3 separate regions of the Mus musculus genome follow, and all the other regions are linked to region 2. Evidence: chromatin loops called from intact Hi-C (ENCODE). Cell type or tissue: left cerebral cortex. All regions are shown on one strand.

Region 1 (2,500 bases), 83 kb after region 2:
AAAACCGAGAGTTTTGCACAAGGATAAACACAGTGGTAGAACAGAGACTAGGAAGTCCAGAAACAAGCCACACTATAGGAAAGGATCTCTCTCTGTCCCTCCCTTTTTTCTTCCCTCCCTCCCTAGTTCAATTTAAAAAAATAAAAAATAATAAAAATAATGAGCCCAGAAAGGTGACTTGAAAAGACGGCTCAGCTGGTCCTAATAAGAGGCCTTGCTGCTCCTGCAGATGGCCTTAGGTTCTCAGCACCCACATCAGAACCCAAGTTCATTTCCCAGTACCTACATCTCTCTCTGGCAGTGTGTGTGTGTGTGTGTGTGTGTGTGTGTGTGTGTGTGTGTGTGTGTGTGTGTGCATTCGCGCGCGTGCGTCTATGTGTGTGTGAAAGGGACCGAAGGAACAGGGTCCTAAAGTGAGCCAGGGTGTGTGTGTGTGTGTGCATTCGCGCGCGTACGTCTATGTGTGTGTGAAAGGGACCGAAGGAACAGGGTCCTAAAGTGAGCCAGGGGCTCCCTGGTATTCCAGGTATTTTGTTCTAGCAGTGAGAAAAGACTGCAGGTACTGAAGGCTAACCAAGCACTGTGATGCAGGACAGTGTCCAGCAGGCTCCAGAGGTGGCTTCTGGTGACCCGGGAAAGGATCCCAGAGTTGTAAAGGACCAGAGCTTGGCCTAGAAGGCAGATGGCAGGGGGGGATGGGGGGTCGGAGGCGGCAGCTGGAGAGATGGCTCAGCAGTTAAGAGCACCTGAGAGAGGGAGATAGGTTCCCTGCAGTCACGCTGGGTGACTCAACACCACCTGGAATTCCAGCTCCAGGGAATCTGGCTCTGCAGGTTTGAAGAGATGGATGGGGGCTGGAGAGATAAAGGCACCTGCCCCCAAGCCTGGGGTTCCCCGCCCGTGTGTGTGTGTGTGTGTGTGTGTGTGTGTGTGTGTGTGTGTGAAGGGTGTTGAATCCCCTAGAGCTGGCTTCATCAGGGAACCTCTGAGTGAACCTGTGTGTGTGTGTGTGTGTGTGTGTGTGTGTGTGTGTGAAGGGTGTTGAATCCCCTAGAGCTGGCTTCATCAGGGAACCTCTGAGTGAACCTGTGCGCGAGTGCGCGCGCGCGCGCACACACACACACAGACACACATGACAAGTTTCAAAAACAATACCCTATTTTATACGTCCCTATAGGAAAATAGAACTCTACTAGAGTTCGTGCTATTTTAGATACGTTTCCATTTTCAGCAGTCTTTCCTACCAGGATTTACTTTACCCAACACACTAAACTGCCACATAGCGGCGAAAGAGAGAAACTACAGGCTCCTTTTAAAAGCTGATTATTATTTGATGTATGTAAAGAATAAACCCAGCATCAGATAAACACTTGGAGACGGAGTGGTAGCGTGCCGCCTTACTCCCAGCACTCTTGAAGCAAAGGGGTAAAAATCTCTGTGGGTTCTGGGCCAGCCTGAGCTACACAGCAAGTACAAGGTCAGCCAGAAGTAACATGGTGTGACCGTGCCTCAAACAAACCAACGCTCAGAGACCCAACTTAAGGACTTGTATGTGACCTGTCGCTGTATCTTCCTTTCCTGTCCTACAGTATCTCTAAAGGTAACAGAGACAACAGAAAGCCACTCCCTCCCCCAGATGCTTTCAGGGCGGTCCCCTGTCGAACGTGACCTGAGTCACGTTCCCAATCAGTTTGCCCGTGATCAATTACAGAGCAGATACTGAGAAGTGAGTTTTGGAGTTAAAAGGCAAAAAAAAAAAAAAAAAAAAAAAAAAGAAAGGTTTTTCAGTACTGAGTATAGAGAATATGGGGTGTACACAATCTTCAGAAAGGCTGAGGGCACAAAGCAGCTTGAACCGCAGCTCCAGTGTGTGGCACCCAAGTGTTCGGCCCTGAAACCATGGCAACACGACGAAGCGCTTCGGACTGGCTCCCACGCCTGAGCTCGGGCTGCAGCGCCCCCGCAGGCCGTCCTCAGAAGCACACCGGGAAGCTGCAGGCGCCAGGAAGCTGCAGGGAACGCCCTTCGGCCTCTGCACGCGCCTGCAGCACTTCTGCCCAAGCGGTCAGCTCCCTTCCACTCACTTGACGAGCCTCTCGGGAGAACTTCCCTGTGTGCCCCGGGGCTGACTCTCATGCGGTCAAGGATTCTGGGAAATGTAGTTCCTGGCTTCTCTGTGCCGAGACTTAGGAATGGGAACTACAATCCTTTTCACTGCCACTGCAGGAACTGGCGTGAATATTGCCCATCCCTTTTCTCTCCTGTCTCAGATCCTTGATTTTATTTATTTATTTTAGCAGTTGTCTTAGTTAGGGTTTCTATTCCTGCACAAACCAAGAAGCATTTGCGGAGGAAAGGGTTTATTCAGCTTACATTTCCAAATTCTGTTCATCACCAAGGAAGTCAGGACTGCAACTCAAGCAGGTCAGAAAGCAGAAGCTGATGCAGAGGCCATGGAGGGATGTTACTTACTGGCTTGCATCGCTGGCTTGCTCAGCCC
Region 2 (2,500 bases):
GAGATGCCCCAACAGCCTCTGGCTTCTACATGCAAATGTTCACTCTCACACTCAAACAGTGTACACACGCACATGTACTTGCACATGCACATCCAAGACCCAGCTGAGCAACTGGTGGAAGCCCCTTAGCTGTTGGAGTGCCCACGGGGTCTCAGTTGTGGCTTTGGTGGCTGCCCCCTAGAGGAAGGACACCAGGCTGCCCCAGCCCCGAGTTTCTCTTCTGACCCACCCCTGTGTCCCGTTCCAGCTCGGAGGCTTTCCAGAAGGGTGGAAGAAAAGGGGCCAAGAAAGTGATGATTGTCATCACGGACGGGGAATCCCACGACAGCCCAGACCTGGAGAAGGTGATCCGGCAGAGCGAGAAGGACAACGTGACCAGATACGCTGTGGCCGTAAGTCCTGCCCCTGCCTGGTTACACTGGCTATGCTCAGAGGTTCTGGCCTCACCCACACAAACACACATACACTGAGATTCTAGGAAGCCTGGCTCCCTAGCAAAGGCTCAAACGGCATCTTCCTCCGAACAACAGGTTGAGCGGGGTGTGGGGTGGATTTCTCTTCTTTATCCGGGGAGTTAAAAAAAAAAAAAAAGCAAGTACTGCAATCTACCAGATTCCAGAACCCCAGCTAACTTCAGGGGTCTTATTAGTACCTCCAAAGATATCTTTTTCAAAATGCCAGTGTCTCCTTGAGAAAGGCTCATGGCTGCAGTCCACCTCAGAGTCCTTGGTGTGGGGGTCTGTGAGTGTGGAGAAATCAATACTACATTCCGTTTTGTCGTCCCGACCTCTGTTCCCTGGCAGGTTTTGGGCTACTACAACCGCAGGGGGATCAATCCAGAGACTTTTCTAAATGAAATCAAATACATCGCCAGCGACCCTGACGACAAGCACTTCTTCAACGTCACAGATGAGGCGGCCCTGAAGGACATTGTTGATGCCCTTGGGGACAGGATCTTCAGCTTGGAAGGTGACCTGCTTATAAGTTTATACCTCAGTCCAAGGACTATAATTTCACCGAGCACAATGGTTTAGCAGAAACCATTGCTTTACCCAAACTGCCCACTAGTGGGCACCACTCTACTGGATCTGACTGGGCTGGGTTTTCTGAGACTGCTGAGGACTTTGTGTGTGTGTGTGTGTGTGTGTGTGTGTGTGTTTGGTGAGGGGATTGAATTAGCAAATATGTACTAGGAGTGCTTATGACAGACTTACACTGAAAACTTATGCACCGTTTCCCTAAGTTAAGATTCCACCATGTACTCCTATATTTTCTGTGTCTGCCTCTGTTTGAACCCAGCCTGACTCCATTTCCTGACACAGACTGTACATGTCACAAGGTCTCACTCTACCACTCCATATCTATGTGTAGATCAAAACCATACTTGAGCCTGGGGCTGTGGCTCAGTTGGAAGAGTACTTACCTAACACTCATGAAGCCCTGATTTCAAGCACCAGCATTGCATAAAACCAAACCAAGCAAGGCGTGCTCGCCTGTGAGGGCAGGAATAAGGCCAACCTTGGCTACATGGTGAGCCTGGGTTATATGGAACTCTGTCTCAAAAAACAAGAGCAGGATTTAATCCCCCAGTAGAGCAGCATCTGGGGCAGCCCTGCAAAGAATCCTGTTTGCAGAGACCTCATTCTTGCTGTGTATTTCTGTGATGGACCGTTCTCACATGGGGTTCTGTGATGGACGGTTCACATAGGGCTCTCAGCATCTGTGAGAGTTATGGAGAGAAATAAGAGGCAATGAGCATCCCAGAGCTTGAGAGGTCTGCAATGTGTGAAAATGGCACTCAACAGACATGTGCAAAGAGAACACAGTGGCCTCCCAAGCCAGAAATGGCACTCAACAAACATGTGCAGAGACCACAGTGGCCTCCTAAGCTTGGGCTTGGGCCTTGACACAACCCTGGAACTCAGATAGTCAAACCAGTGGGCCCTCCTGTGAATGGTCACTTCCAGTGATGAGAATGTGTTTTGATGGCTTGCTTGTTCAAGGGCCCCTCTGTGGAGTGGGCTTTCCCCACATGTGGCCTTTCGTGTGTGAGTCCACAGTGGTGATAAGCCTTAGGTACCAGCAACCAAATCCTGTGACCGATGGGAATGAGCCTCACCTCAGGGTTCCTCTCAGAAAAGAACCCCAGTTCCCAGGGTATCCCAGGAAACGGGACCCATGGGCTAACCAGTGATACAGAGCTGACATCTTCTCACTCCTATTTTAGGCACCAACAAGAATGAGACCTCTTTTGGGCTGGAGATGTCGCAGACTGGCTTTTCTTCACATGTGGTAGAGGTACAGGACCCTCTCCTCCTCCTCCTCCTCCTCCTCCTCCTCCTCATCCCCCTCCTCATCCCCCTCTTCCCCCTCTTCCCCCTCTTCCCCCTCTTCCCCCTCTTCCCCCTCTTCCCCCTCTTCCCCCTCTTCCCCCTCTTCCCCCTCTTCCCCCTCTTCCCCCTCTTCCCCCTCCTCCTCCTTCTCCTCCCTTTCCCTCTCC
Region 3 (2,500 bases), 380 kb after region 2:
TGAGTGTTGTGCCCTTGAATCACGTGCATGCAGTTGCTTGGTGAGGCCAGAAAAGGATATAGGAACCCCTGGAGCTTAAATTTCGAGTTGCGAGTTGCCCGGTGGATGCTGGGAATCTAATTCAGGTCTTCTGCAAGAGCAGCCAGTTCTCTTAACTACAGAGCCACCTCTCCAGGTCCTGGTTCCCAATTCTTGAAGAAGGTGGGTTTTTTTTTTTTTGTTTGTTTGTTTCATTTGGGTTTGGGGAGATTTTTGTTAGTTTTCTGTCTTTTTGTCTGTTTGTTTGTTTGTTTGTTTGTTGTTTCTCTGTATAGCCCTGGCTGGCCTCAATCTCAGAGATCCACCTGCCTCTGCCTCCAGAGTGTTGGGATTATAGGCATGTGCCACCGTACTTGGCTTTTGTTTGGCTTTAAGTTTCTGTTATTTGAGGTTTTATTTGTGAGTGTGGTTTTTAGATTTTCATTTGTTCCTTTCCTGTTTTGTTATTTGTTTTGCATTTTTTTGTATCGTTTTTGCCAGCTGAAGTGAATGATTGCTTTCTGGTATTACAGATGTTAGTGTTGAAGAATTTGAACCACACACAGAAAATGAAACCTTTCCCCGAAAGGTTAATCCAATTGCCAGAGCTGGCTCTGAAGTCGAGCTCTCTGCTTTAAGTTTTTAAAATGTGTCTGGGGACAGAGGCACTTTCAAGCAAATGCCACCCTCCTCACAAGTAAATAAACTCCCCAGCTGTAGTTCTTTAAGAAAGCACACTTGGTGTGGGGCTGCTTGTCCAGAGGGGTCCCTTTCTCTTGCAGTGGCTGGTTGTTTGTTTTGTTGTCCTCCCCACTCCATAGTAGGAAACCTCCAATCCAGACGGTTCCAGCCCAAGAGCTGGGAGTTGGGCCGCGAAAACCCCAGTTTCAGTTCTGACACACCGTTCAGGCCGGCAAAGGCTAGCATCTTTCCTTCATGTTCCCTGGTCCCCATCTTTCTGCCGGCTGGTCCACTTATACGACGCTAGTGGTTCCGAAGCTCCTGCGCTCCCCCTACCCCCATTTCCCCTTGAATCGGGACCCTTCGAAGTCTGTTCCACCTAGATAGGCGAGGCCAGAGAAGGGGAGTTGTCACGACCGGCGCTAGCAGCAGAGACAGGAGGCTGGCCTCCGAAGGCTGTTCCCACCCACTCATGGGTCTCTGGAGAGCAGGGCTGGCGGTGTGCAGAGCAGCTGGAGGCTCCTGGAAGGCGTCGCACCCAGGGCGAGCTCGCTTGCAGGAGACCAATGCCAGCCACAACAGTGAGTGGCCTCCTGCGCGGAGCTGTCGCCCTCTAGTGGCAGCGTGAGAAAGGTACAGCTGTTCCCTGGGCCCCACCTCCCCTCGTCACTCTCTCAGACCAGAACTGGAACTTGCTAGAAAGGGAAGCCAGACACAAGTAAGTCAGGACTGGAACCTGGGACTCCAGGCAAATTCCCCATTCAACTGACATCTATAAGGACCTCTAGAAACTATAAGGAATAAGCGTCCCAGGCTTGAGATTTGACTCAGGCTATTGCAATAAGAACAGTTGTTAATGAGGAATGTTTAAAACAAAAGGGAAGAGGGCGGGAGTATTAGATAGATAGGCGGGTAAAGAGGTCACCAGAGAGCACCATAGGAAGGAAGGAAGGAAGTGAGGAGATGGCCTTTTCTCGGAACATGCATATCGTGTGGTCGATTCCTAGCTTTCTCCCGGAACCCAAATTTAGCAGTGAGAATGTTGTCAGCTCAGGCTGCATTTGCCAGCACTGTAAACAGCAACACGATATTGTCATTTGTGAGAGGAAGGAGGAGGCGCTGGGAAGATGGCTCAGGGGTTAAGAGCACTTACTGCTCTTCCAGATGAACTGGAGTTCAATTCCCAGAATCCAGCTCACCACTCCAGCCCCAAGAGATGGGTACTATGTGCCCGCCCGTCCGCGGGTGCACACTCACACACACACACACACACACACACACACACACACACACACACACCTACTTTTTAAAAAATGTTAAAGGAGAAGAAGAAAGGGATACTGGGTGGCCCCTACTATTAGGCAGAAGGGGGATTCCTAGGTCCAGACAACGGAAGTCAAGGCAGGAGCCAGACTGACATGCTGAGTCTAGGGCTGGGGCTGCACGAGGCATAGCTAGATTGCTGAAGGTGGAGACATAAAAGATTGTTCAGAGAGGGACGTCCCCTCGGATGCCCTCCCTCAGTCATTCAGCTGTTACATCTTTAATAATCTTCCCTACTGTTTTCCCACAACATGCCTGGTTATGGCACGGCCCTGTGACCAGTGACACAGCTTTCCCCTTCATCTCTGAAGACCCTCTTAAGAGATGTGCTTTCAAGCCCAGGCCACCCTGCTCTACCCAACTTCTGGCCTATGATCCTGCCAGTGAGGAGAGGTGAGCTTTCATGATCTCCTAACAAGGACTCCAAGTAGAACTGTTGTCTCTGGAAGTCCCAGAAGGGAGTTTGGGTGTGTAGCTC

The links. Hi-C counts contacts between places; a loop is a spot of excess contacts. Peaks named below come from ENCODE experiments on the same cell type or tissue, not always from the same donor. Only the 100,000 strongest peaks of a DNase experiment are listed, where the experiment ranks them.
Region 1: it touches region 2 in a loop (2.1-fold over the local background); 6 of 42 quality-filtered maps call a loop at or near these places.
Region 3: a loop joins it to region 2, with 8 times the contacts of the local background. A loop is called at or near these places in 2 of 42 quality-filtered maps.

What each region holds. Positions count from the first base shown.
Region 1 is chr9:62,826,902-62,829,401 of GRCm38, forward strand. No RefSeq gene overlaps it. Among named protein-coding and RNA genes, the nearest start is that of Cln6, 11 kb to the right of the region's middle. In left cerebral cortex, CTCF peaks have their summits at 1,299 and 1,976; DNase peaks (open chromatin) are centred at 1,304 and 2,027; H3K4me3 peaks cover 912 bases; H3K27ac peaks cover 1,204 bases.
Region 2 is chr9:62,743,679-62,746,178 of GRCm38, forward strand. Itga11 (integrin alpha 11) reads left to right here. Exons shown (of 30, transcript NM_176922.5): 8 at 248-392; 9 at 804-969; 10 at 2,228-2,298. Among named protein-coding and RNA genes, the nearest start is that of Fem1b, 67 kb to the right of the region's middle. In left cerebral cortex, CTCF peaks have their summits at 174 (motif pointing left) and 1,049 (motif pointing right); a DNase peak (open chromatin) is centred at 1,067.
Region 3 is chr9:63,123,017-63,125,516 of GRCm38, forward strand. No RefSeq gene overlaps it. Among named protein-coding and RNA genes, the nearest start is that of Gm25064, 9.0 kb to the right of the region's middle. In left cerebral cortex, a CTCF peak has its summit at 1,325 (motif pointing left); DNase peaks (open chromatin) are centred at 1,267 and 1,726; H3K4me3 peaks cover 662 bases; H3K27ac peaks cover 697 bases.